Regions from separate parts of the Homo sapiens genome. Here region 2 is linked to region 1. A link is an interaction called in ENCODE POLR2A ChIA-PET data of the cell type or tissue named here. Cell type or tissue: B cell. All regions are shown on one strand. Each heading gives the region's core, and the rest is flanking DNA. Links, peaks and the distances in the headings are about the cores only.

The links. ChIA-PET counts read pairs that join two places held together with the same protein. Peaks named below come from ENCODE experiments on the same cell type or tissue, not always from the same donor. Only the 100,000 strongest peaks of a DNase experiment are listed, where the experiment ranks them.
Region 2: POLR2A ChIA-PET joins it to region 1 with 7 read pairs; 7 of 35 experiments call an interaction of 5 or more read pairs at or near these places.

What each region holds. Positions count from the first base shown.
Region 1 is chr16:3,785,673-3,791,037 of GRCh38, forward strand. The region is part of intron 5 of CREBBP (CREB binding lysine acetyltransferase); the gene reads right to left. Among named protein-coding and RNA genes, the nearest start is that of TRAP1, 71 kb to the left of the region's middle. RefSeq lists enhancers at 2,184-2,243, 2,314-2,613. In B cell, for the core only: no CTCF peak of the experiment used is centred there; a DNase peak (open chromatin) is centred at 2,478; H3K27ac peaks cover 626 bases.
Region 2 is chr16:3,728,205-3,733,569 of GRCh38, forward strand. CREBBP (CREB binding lysine acetyltransferase) reads right to left here. Exons shown (of 31, transcript NM_004380.3): 29 at 3,572-3,733; 30 at 2,988-3,269; 31 at 1-1,670. Among named protein-coding and RNA genes, the nearest start is that of TRAP1, 13 kb to the left of the region's middle. RefSeq lists a silencer at 3,513-3,673. In B cell, for the core only: no CTCF peak of the experiment used is centred there; no DNase peak of the experiment used is centred there.

The sequences.
Region 1 (5,365 bases), core at 73-5,072:
CTACCTGGCATCCCTAAGGATGAAGTTTCTCTATTTATCCTTTCTGTATTATTGCCACTTAACTTCTTCCAATGTCAAGGCCGTGTGCTCATTTGGCCATTTTTACATCTTTTTTCCTCGCTAGAGCATAAAGCTCTAACTTTTAGGAAGTCACAACACACCTGCAATGCACTAACACAGTGGCTGGGTTCTTCTGGGCCCATCAGGCAACACTCCTGTCCCGGATATTTACCTCTTTAAAGCTCCCCAACATCCCCTAGTCTCACCACCCCTTCTGATGTTGCTGAAGAAGGAGCCTATGACCTATGAACAAAAGGCCAAGTTTTATAGCAGGCTCTTTCTCGGACTCACCTGCCACTCTTCATGCACAAACAATGTTCCACTAAGAGGCCGGGTACGGCCAAGTGTAACTGGGTGCAGTGGCTCATGCCTGTAATCCCAGCACTTTGGGAGGCCGAGGCAGGTGGATCACTTGAGGTCAGGAGTTCGAGACCAGCCTGGCTAATAACATGGTGAAACCCCATCTCTATTAAAAATACAAAAATTAGCTGAGTGTGGTGGTGCGTGCCTGTCATCTCAGCTACTTGGGAGGCTGAGGCAGGAGAACCGCTTGAACCTAGGAGGTAGAAGTTGCAGTGAGCTGAGATCGCGCCACTACACTCCAGCCTGGGCAACAGAGAGACTCTGTCTCAAAAAACAAAAGAAAAAAGGAATGTTCCACTAAGAGGTTTTCTGTACAGTCTATGTTGCTGATGCAAAGAACTCAGTTACTCAGACAACTTAAGCCCCTAATCATCCTCAATAAAACTGAACTCCATTTGGAAATTCAGTGAAAACGGACATGAATCAAATCTCCAAACTTTGTGAGGGTAGGGGGAGACAGACCATGAAGCAGAGCAGTAGTTGCTACAGCTGATGCTTCACCAGCACGAGAGTGAGCCACGGGGTCACCCAACGCAGGCCAGAAACACAGTGCTTGCGGGAGGCGAAACTTGTGTATGGGGAAGGCCAGCTGTAGGGCTTGAGTCCACCTGGTTTTGGTATACCTGGGGTGTCCTGGAACCAAATTCCCAAGGATACCAAGACACTTAGATTTCTACTAAAAAAGCAATGCTAGAATTTATTCAGGTGGCTCACGCCTGTAATCCCAGCACTTTGGGAGTATGAGGGTGGGGAGATCACCTGAGGTCAGGAGTTCAAGACCAGCCTGGACAACATGGTGAAACCCCATCTCTGCTAAAAATACATAAAGTAGCCAGGCATGGTGGCATGTGCCTGTAATCCCAGCTACTCGGGAGGCTGAGGCAGGAATCACTTGAACTAGGGAGACGGAGGTTGCGGTGAACTAAGATCGCGCCACTGCACTCTAGCCTGGGCGACAGAGTGAGACTTCGTCTCAAAAAAAAAAAAAAAAGAATTTATTCAGACCTGCAGCCATCTCTACAAAGTTGCTGGTGGCACCACCGTACCTTGCGGGCATTGTGTGGGCCAGGACCTACTTCCTACCTGGCACCTTCCTATGCACTGCGTGGGGCACCACAGTGAAGAGAAGCACTGAGGGGAACCCAGGCACTGCCAGGCTGGAGACTCAGCCTCCTATCAGGCACGGCCACAAGCCCTCAAGCAAAAGGCTTTCTTCAGAAGCCAAGTGACACTGGCGCAGTGACACTGCTCCTTGCTAGCAAGGAGAAAAGCTGTTCAGATGAAACACATCACCCACGACCCTTTGGTGCTTAAGTCAGGGTCAATCAAGCCCACCATTCTCTCTACAGCCTTCAGATTCTGCTCCTTGCTGTCCCCCATCCCACTACAGTCTGTCAAAAGAGGTGAAAATCTCTGAAGGGCCCTCAAGTGAACAAAGGGCCTGCTCCACACACACTCACTGGGCACCTGATGGGCTATTCGATGAGTGGCAGTTCAAAGGACGGAGATCTTGACTCCATATAAAAAAAGGAGGTTTTTTTTTTTGTTTTGTTTTGGTTTTTTGTTTTGTTTTGTTTTGTTTGAGACGTAGTCTTGCTCTGTCGCCCAGGCTGGAGTGCAGTGGTGCGATCTTGGCTCACTGCAACCTCTGCCTCCCGGGTTCATCAAGTCATTCTCCTGCCTCAGCCTCCCACCTCAGGATACCGAGTAGCTGGGACTACAGGCGCATGCTGCCATGCCCAGCTAATTATTTGTATTTTAGTAGAGACGGGGTTTCACTGTGTTGCTCAGGCTGGTGTTGAACATGAGCTCAGGCAACCCGCCTGTCTCACTCAGCCTCCCAAAGTGCAAGGATTACAGACGTTAGCCACTGCGTCCGGCCAAAAGGAGGTGTTTTAAACAATCTGAGGCACCTACAGATGGAACATGTTGCCAGGTGAAGCAGTGGGAGCTACACTCATGGAGATGCCGGGCAGCAGCTGGGGCCATGGCTGACGCAGCCGGGACAGTGCGTGCATTAGGCTGGCTCTGGGGCCGACCCTGCACACTTGCTTCAACAGTCCCTGGGGGACTCTAGGTTGGAAAACCCCTGGTCTCTCTCTCAGAGAATGACTCAAACCCTCTCACCAGCACTGGCCCAGATACCTGGTCTTCCAAGGCATCCAGAGCAGTGCATCTCAGATTTTAATGTGCACACTAATCACCCAGGATTTTTATAAAAATGCAGGTTTTAATATAAGAGGTCTCAAATGGGGGCCCAATTTCTTTATTGCTTACAACCTGGGAGCACCTCTATGGCTTCCCTGAGGCCTACACTTTGAGCAGCAAGAACTTCACAAGTGAGGCAGCATAAGCCCCAAGAGGGGAACCTGCTCACGGGTCCCAAAGCCCAGTCAACCATGCCACTCTGTGCACTGAATTTACTGGAGGTCAGATGCCAGGACTGACATAAGATACTTATCTTGGCAAGTCCTAATTATTCAAAAAAAATTGAATATTGCTATAAGGGATGGTTAACTCGAGATCAGTGATTACAGAATCTTTAAAAAACAATTCAAGGAAAAATCGAATGAGGCCAGGCGCGGTGGCTCACGCCTCTAATCCCAGGACTTTTGGGAGGTCAAGGTGGGAAGATCACTTGAGCTCAGGAGTTCGAGACAAGCCTGAGCAACATGGTGAAACCCCATCTCTACAAAAAATACAAAAATTAGCCAGGTATGGTGGCAGATGCCTGCAGTCCCAGGTACTCAGGAGGCTGAAGTGGAATGACTGCTTGAGCCCGAGAGGTTGAGGCTGCAGTGAGACTTGGCTATGCCACTGCATGCCAGTCTGGGTGACAGAGCAAGACTCCGTCTCAAAACAAACCAACCAACCAAACAAAACTCAACACAGGCCAAAAAGGTAATCAATGGTCTGGGCTTCATTTCAAAGAACCTCAGATTAGCGCCACAGGTGATTCTGGAAGGTTCTCTCAGTAGAGACATTAATCACAGAAGTTAAGAGAGTGGAGCATGTGCTGACCAAGGAAGTGTGCATCAGGTAAGACCAGCGCTGGCCTGTGGGAAACACTGCCTAAAAAGCAGAGTCCCGGGGCCCCTAAGGCAGTCTCCACAGAGCGAGCACAGGTGGGTCTCGGCAGAGTCCCTGAGGCTTCCAGGAGCTCATCACAGTCCACCTTTCTGTTCACCTCGTTTGCACAGGAACCCCAGTCCAGTCAAATGCATGCCCTCACAAGCTGTGCACTGTGCAGACACTGTCCCCACTGTCTGAAATGTTCTTCCTTTGTTATTCTGTTTGCACTGGGCTCCACCAAGTCCCACCTTTCTCTACAAAGTAGTCAGGTGCGCTCCAATTCTCCTCGAAAAGAATGCTGATTGCACTGACTTGTCTCTACCTCGGTCCTTTGAGGGAGGTCACCCTTACGTTATTTTTAACATATATATTGTCTTCAAAACCCAACCTTAAGCCAACGTAGGGTCAGATTCACATTTTCCTCTCTGGGTTCCTAACTCAAGAGTTCACACACGATAAGCATAATTTGCTTTGGGAGAAGAGAAAAAACAATAAAATTTACAAAAAGGATATTGCTGAAACCTTGTCAATCATACTTTTGTAAAAAAAAACTACCAAAACCTTGCAGCAAGTTAATCTAAATCTTCCTTGTGACTTTATAAAATCATCCTGGTAATATCTTACATTCTGACTAGTAGAAAACCTGTGGTTTACCACTTGAGAGAGCATGCACAGAATCAATTTTCACAACACTCAGGCCGTTATAAGGATGGTTTAAAAAAAAAAAACCACATACGCTTCTTTTTTCTTTTAAAACAAAAACCACATAAGTGTTTCTTAAAAAGAGAAATCACCAAAGTTTACAACTGTCATGGTAGTATGTACTAAAAACAAAAGATCCTCAAAAAGCCACACCCCCAAATTAAAGTTAAGAATAAAATTCTAGCTCATTATTCATAGAATATTGTATAACTACAAACTTGACAATGAATATTTTGGCACTTAAAGAGCCTATTACTGAAATGTGCCCTAAAACACAAGAAATTTAGCCATCACAATATACTAAAGAAAAAACTTTTACAGTAATGTGGGAGGAAAAACAGACTGTATTCCATTAGAACTACTGTCCCAAATATCTGGTTCTAGAAGACCCAGGATTCCAGAATGTCACTTTATATAAGAAATGTCCAGGGAAATTGTTTATTAATTCAAATTTTAGTCAATCAAAGAATAATTTAACTGACTTTTAGGAAACTGGCTTTTTTTTTTTTTTTTTTTTTTTTTGAGACGGAGTTTCGCCCTTGTTGCCCAGGCTGGAGTGCACTGGCGTGATCTCGGCTCACCGCAACCTCCACCTCCCAGGTTTAAGTGATTCTCCTGCCTCAGCCTCCCAAGTAGCTGGAATTACAGGCATGCGCCACCACGCCCGGCTAATTTTGTGTTTTTAGTAGAGACTGGTCTCCAACTCCCAACCTCAGGTGATCTGCCCGCCTCGGCCTCCCAAAGTGTTGGGATTACAGGCGTGAGCCATTGCGCCTGGCCAGGAAACTGGCTTTTAAAGGAAACTCGTTGTGGTTCTTCTGTAGGGAGGCAGATAACAGGCCCCATTACCCTGGCATTTCTCTTCTCTATGACAGGGACACCCTGCTTTAAAGGAAGCAGGGTCAGCGTCAGCTCGCTGCCTACTCCCTCGCCGCCAGAGGGAGGTGGGCTGGACTCAGTAAAAGGAAAACCACGGGGGCTGTCACTGGCACGCCACTCCACAGTACTCTTAGGAACAAAGCACTTTTTCCATCTTTCCCTGGGCCACTCAGAAACAACCAGAAAGAAAAGCAGCACATGTTCTCCAGGCAGCTGCGGGGTCTTGAGGAAGGATGATCAAGAAGAATGAGAGGAATGAACACGTAATACACAAAACAGGGGAGGGTGG
Region 2 (5,365 bases), core at 141-5,140, 57 kb before region 1:
GCCCCCAGCCCCGGCTGCCCCATCTGGCCAAGCTGTCCCATCTGAGCCGCCATCTGGCCCATGGAGCTGCCCTGGAGGGGGAGATGCTGCTGCATGCGCTGCTGCTGCTGCATGGCCGGTGGGTAGCCTCCGGGTCCTTGAGGCTGCTGGAACTGGCCGTGCCCCGCCATGCCCCCAGCCATGCCGGCACTCCCTTGCTGCTGCTGCTGTTGCTGCTGTTGTTGCTGCTGCTGTTGCTGCTGCTGCTGCAGCAGCTGCCTCCGTAACATTTCTCGGTACTGTGGATTCATACTCGCCATGTTGGGGTTGTGTCCTGGGTTCATGATGTTCAAGGCCTGGCCCTGGGGGTTCAGGCCTCCCATCGCCTGCTGCTGTGGAGGCACACCGGGCCGCGGCACGCCAGCCTGCATGGCATTCAGGTTCTGCAGGCTGGGCTGCTGGTGCATGCCAGGCTGGGGTTGCATGCCGGGCTGGGACTGGAGGCCAGGCTGGGGCTGCATGCCGGGCTGATTGGCCACGTACTTGGCTGTGCGCTGTTTGATGAAAGCTGCCATTAGCTGCGGGTTTGATTTGAGAATGTTCAGCACCTGCTGTTGCTGCTGAGGGGAGCTGGGCGACTTCAGGGTCCGCAGCAGGTCTTGCAGAGCGCTGGGTGAGATGCTCCTGGGTGGCTGCACGCTGGGCATCCGGGGCCCAGCCACGGCCGCCTGGGCCTGCATGGATATCACAGGCCTGGGCAAGCCTGGCATGGGCTGCTGCTGGGGAAGGGGCGCCTGCTGCCACTGCCCGGGAGGCATGCTGGGCATGACGGGCCCGCTCACCTGGTTGGGTCGGGGCACATTCAGGCTCACGGGGGCCATCTGGCTCCCCGGGGTCCCCATGCCCGTGCGTCCTGGGGGCATGCTGTTGTTGATGTTCACCCGGTACAGGTGCTGCTGCTGCTGGGCCTCACGCTCGATCTGCCGAGCCGCTTCCACCGCTGCAGGAGGGGGCTGGGCCGGGGGTGGGGGGGCCGGCACCTGGCTGGTAGGCTTCCCTGTGGACACCGTGGTGGGGGGCTGAGTCCGGGCCACGCTGGGGAAGCCAGCTGGTGACATGCTCACGGGTGAGGGTTGGGGCTGGGCAGGGGGCTGCGGCGTCTGGGGTGTGCTGGGCTGCTGTGTGGGGGTCCCGGGCGGTGCTGAGGTAGGAGAAGGCAGACTCTGCTGAGGCACGTTGCGGGTGTTCATGGTGGCCATCCGCCGGCGCATGAGCTGGGCCTGCTGCAGGCGGTGCTGGATCTGCTGCTGGCGGAGCTTGTGTTTGATGTTGAGGCAGAAGGGCACGGGGCATTTGTTTTCTTGGCAGTGCTTGGCGTGGTAGCAGCAGAGGGCGATGAGCTGCTTGCACACCGGGCAGCCCCCGTTGGTCTTGCGTTTGCAGCCCTTGGTGTGCTGCACCACCCGCTTCATCTTCTGGCAGGATGGCAGCGAGCAGTTGGCGTTGCGGCACTGGCACGCGTGCACCAGCGACTGGATGCAGCGCTGGATGCTCAGCCGGCGTGACTCCTGGGGGCTCTTTGACTGTGGCTCGCCCTGGCTGCTGCCCTCGTCATCCAGGCCCAGCCCCCACTTCACCATCTTATGGGCATGGCTCTTCGTGTTATAGCAGTTGATGCAGAGGTCGTAGTCCTGCAAGCAAGGAAAGGGGACAGGCCGGTGTCAGCATGGGACCCAGTACCACCAGGCATCCTGGCTGCTTCCCTCCACCGCTAAGTCTGGGTCTGTGCCAGGAGACCCAGGCAGGATAGGAGACCCAGACAGGATGCGAGCACGGACAGGTGGGAGACCCGGACAGGGCGGGAGCACGGACAAGATGGGATCATGGACGGGATGGGATCATGGACAACATGGGATCATGGACAGGACGGGGGCATGGACTGCCTATGTGTTGCTCCCAAGGACCTTCACTCCTGGCAACAGCCCTGAAGGCTCAAAGATAACCTGACCCATGCCCCAAGAACCCCTGGCCTGTAAGCTCACGGACAGTAGACACCAGCCCCCTTCCTTCCGACTTCCTCTGACCTGGGAGTCACATCAGCCCTTGCCACAGCCTGTCCAACTCCTGTACTCAAACTATGAAGCCAGACAGTGAAAGGCTGAGGGAGGCCGGTCCCTCCCAAAGCGCCGACAGCTGCCGTGAAGTGCCTCTGGGAAGGCCTGAGCTATCCGCAGTGCACCAGTGGGACTTCCCCAACGCGCAAGCCCAAGTTACTGAAAACTGCTCGCACCTGGCAACCTGATGGAGCCCTAGGACCAGGTACCATGACTGTGTTCACAAAAAGATATGAAAACTGCCGCATTCAGAAACTAGAAAGAGGACAAAGGAGACTGGAGAAAGGTGGAAAGCGGAAGAAGTGTGTGAAGGTGGGGAGGGAAGAAAGGCCCTCGCTCTGCTGAGGACCCGCTCTGCCCCGCTACAGACACCACAGCAAGTGAGGAGGCTCCGGGTTGGCAGGTGATGGTGACTGTCCTGGGAGGGGGATGGTGGGATCTGTCACCTGCCTGCCCTGCACAGCCTGACTCGGCCCATGCAAGGGACACCCACGTCATTTCACAGGGGGGTCAAAATTCCTAGAGGGGAGTGAGGGAGCATGACCGGGGGGTCCTTCAGGAACAAGTGGCCAGAGGGGCCCAAGCTGCCAACAGGACAGCGGGTGTTTCCAGCCATTTAGCAAGACTAGAACTGGGCACAGACAGGCCAGACTTCCCAGCAGAGCCTCCCTCTGGCCGTCCCCAGGGTCAGGCCTGTGGCTGTGGCTACACAGAGCAGGTTTAGGAAACACACACACAGCAACGCCTTCTGCCTTGTGACGCTGTCCTAGTTCTGGAGGAGTCAGTGCAGCCACCATCAGGTACAGACACCAACCCGGGCACCCATGCAAAGGGACAGGATGCTTCGTCAGACCCCAGGCCGGCTGTGGGGGTGGGGGTGGGGGCAGGGCCTACCTCGCACACAGTGCAGTGCCAGCGCGTCTCCACGTGGTGCTTGCACTCGTTGCAGGTGTAGACAAAGCGGTCCTGGCCCTGGGTGTGCAGCTCCACCAGCATGCAGAGCGTGGACCACTTGGAGCGGCGCAAGGAGGAGAACTCCCAGTGCTTGTCTCTGGCGAGGGTGAGGAAGGCGTCGCGCCCATCCATGAGGTCACAGCTGAGCAGGGGGTCGGGGTCGACGATGGGGGGCAGGGTGTTGATGACAGGCCCAGCGTGCAGGTGGATCACGAAGAAGACCTGCAGGAGAGGAGGGGCTTTAGTCCCACACAAGGGACATGGCACCTCCAGTGGTGAGCTCAGGGCAGGCGCAGCCACCCAGCCTGCAGAATAGGCAGGTGGCTGAGCCTGATGGCCCTGATGCCTTGGGATGGAACAAAATTGGTGACACGTTGCATGATGTCACCCAACTGGTCCACTTGGTTTCCTGGGGGCCACTTCCCTCCCACCACAGACCTGCACACGGGCCCACGCCCGCCAGCTGCGAGTCTTTCCCTCCTCCCGGCCAGAGGCACGGCTGCAGCACCGCAGCCCACGCCTACCTCCTTGTGCTTCTCCATGGTGGCATACAGCTTCTGGGACAGGTCATTGGACACGTTGGGCATGCTGGGCTTCTTCTTGTTGGCGCGGCTGATGCTGCTTTTGTTCTTGTTGGTTTTCTTGTTGTTCTTCTTCTTGGCATTCTTGCTGTCGCCCTGACTGCCCTGCAACAACACGCAAGGCTGTGAGACCAGGCAAGTGCCCCTCCACACTTGGCACGGACGCCCAGCTCCCAGGCCGTGGGCATCAGGAAGCTCAGGCCAAAGTAGGTCACCACCAGGCAGACCCCATACGTGAACGGCTACAGGTGGCTGTAGGTGCTGCAGCCTTCGGGACAGAGCAGGGCCTGTCCTCGGCCAGGCTGGTGTCATTATCAGCTTTATGCCACGCTGCCTCTAAAGGGGAAAAGAGACCCAGAGTGCGAGTTCAGAAATTAACAAATGAGGGCAGTGGGGGCTGTTTCCACTGTGCCACAACCAGATGCGGAAGATTCCACGTCACAACTGTGGTCAGCAGCTGTCTGCCTTGAGGAAGGCTCTACACACCCGAGAAAGCATGAGAGCTTCCAGGAGACAGGAAAGCTGCTGATGGGAAAAGCAGCTGCCCCATCAAGAGCAGGGACTCTGAGGCCCCTGCGGGGTCCACTCAAGGCCCACGGAGAGCAGGCTGGCTCCCTGCTGGGGCCATCAGTGCTGCGCCTGACTGGCTGAAGGTGGGCTTGCTCTCAGCCCACAGGCTCCTCCTCTGGAAAGAACGCAGGATTACCACTCACTTACACTTTAACAGAGAGCTTTATTTTTTTTGAGAGACGGAGTTTTGCTCTTGTTGCCAGGCTGGAGTGCAGTGGTGTCATCTTGGGTTCAAGTGATTCTCCTGCCTCAGCCTCCTGGGTAGCTGGGATTATAGGCACCCGCCACCATGCCCGGCTACCTATCATTTTTTTTGAGACAGAGTCTCGCTCTTGTCACCCAAGCTGAAGTGCAATAACGCGATCTCGGCTCACTGCAACCTCTGCCTCCAAGGTTCAAGCGATTCTCCTGCCTGAACCTCCCTAGTAGCTGAGATTATAGGTGCTGCCACCACACCCAGCTAATTTTTGTATTTTTAGTAGAGATGGGGTTTCACCATGTTGGTCAGGCTGGCCTTGAACTCCGGACCTCGGGTGATCCGCCCGCCTGAGCCTCCCAAAGTGCTGAGATTACAGGCATGAGCCACCGTGCCCAGCCAGAGAGTTTCATTTTTAACAAGATGAGAGAGACTCTTGGTGTTCAAAGAGAGGGGTCAGTCCAGAGAGAATTCAACAATCCAGCCGGGCGGGGTGGCTCACACCTGTAATCCCAGCACTTTGGAAGGCCAAGGCAGGCGGATCTCGAGGTCAGGAAATCAAGACCAACCTGGCTAACACGGTGAAACTCCGTCTCTACTAAAAACACAAAAAATTAGCCAGGCGTGGTGGCGGGTGCCTGCAGTCCCACCTACTCGGGAGGCTGAGGCAGGAGAATGGTGTGAACCCGGGAGGCGGAGCTTGCAGTGAGCTGAGATGGCGCCACTGCACTCCAGCCTGGGCGACAGAGCGAGACTCCATCTCAAAAAAAAAAAAAAAAAATTCCCACCCCACCGACAAGCAGCCCGAGGAGCCCAAATATCACGTGGGTCCTCCGCAGGATTCAGAGACAGAAAAGGGACGTCAGGGGAAAACTGAGGAAATTGGAACGAAGTGTAGACTTAACAATAATGCATCAACATCAACAAATGGCTCACCGTGGCAGCAAATGTGCCACACTAAGGTAAGACAT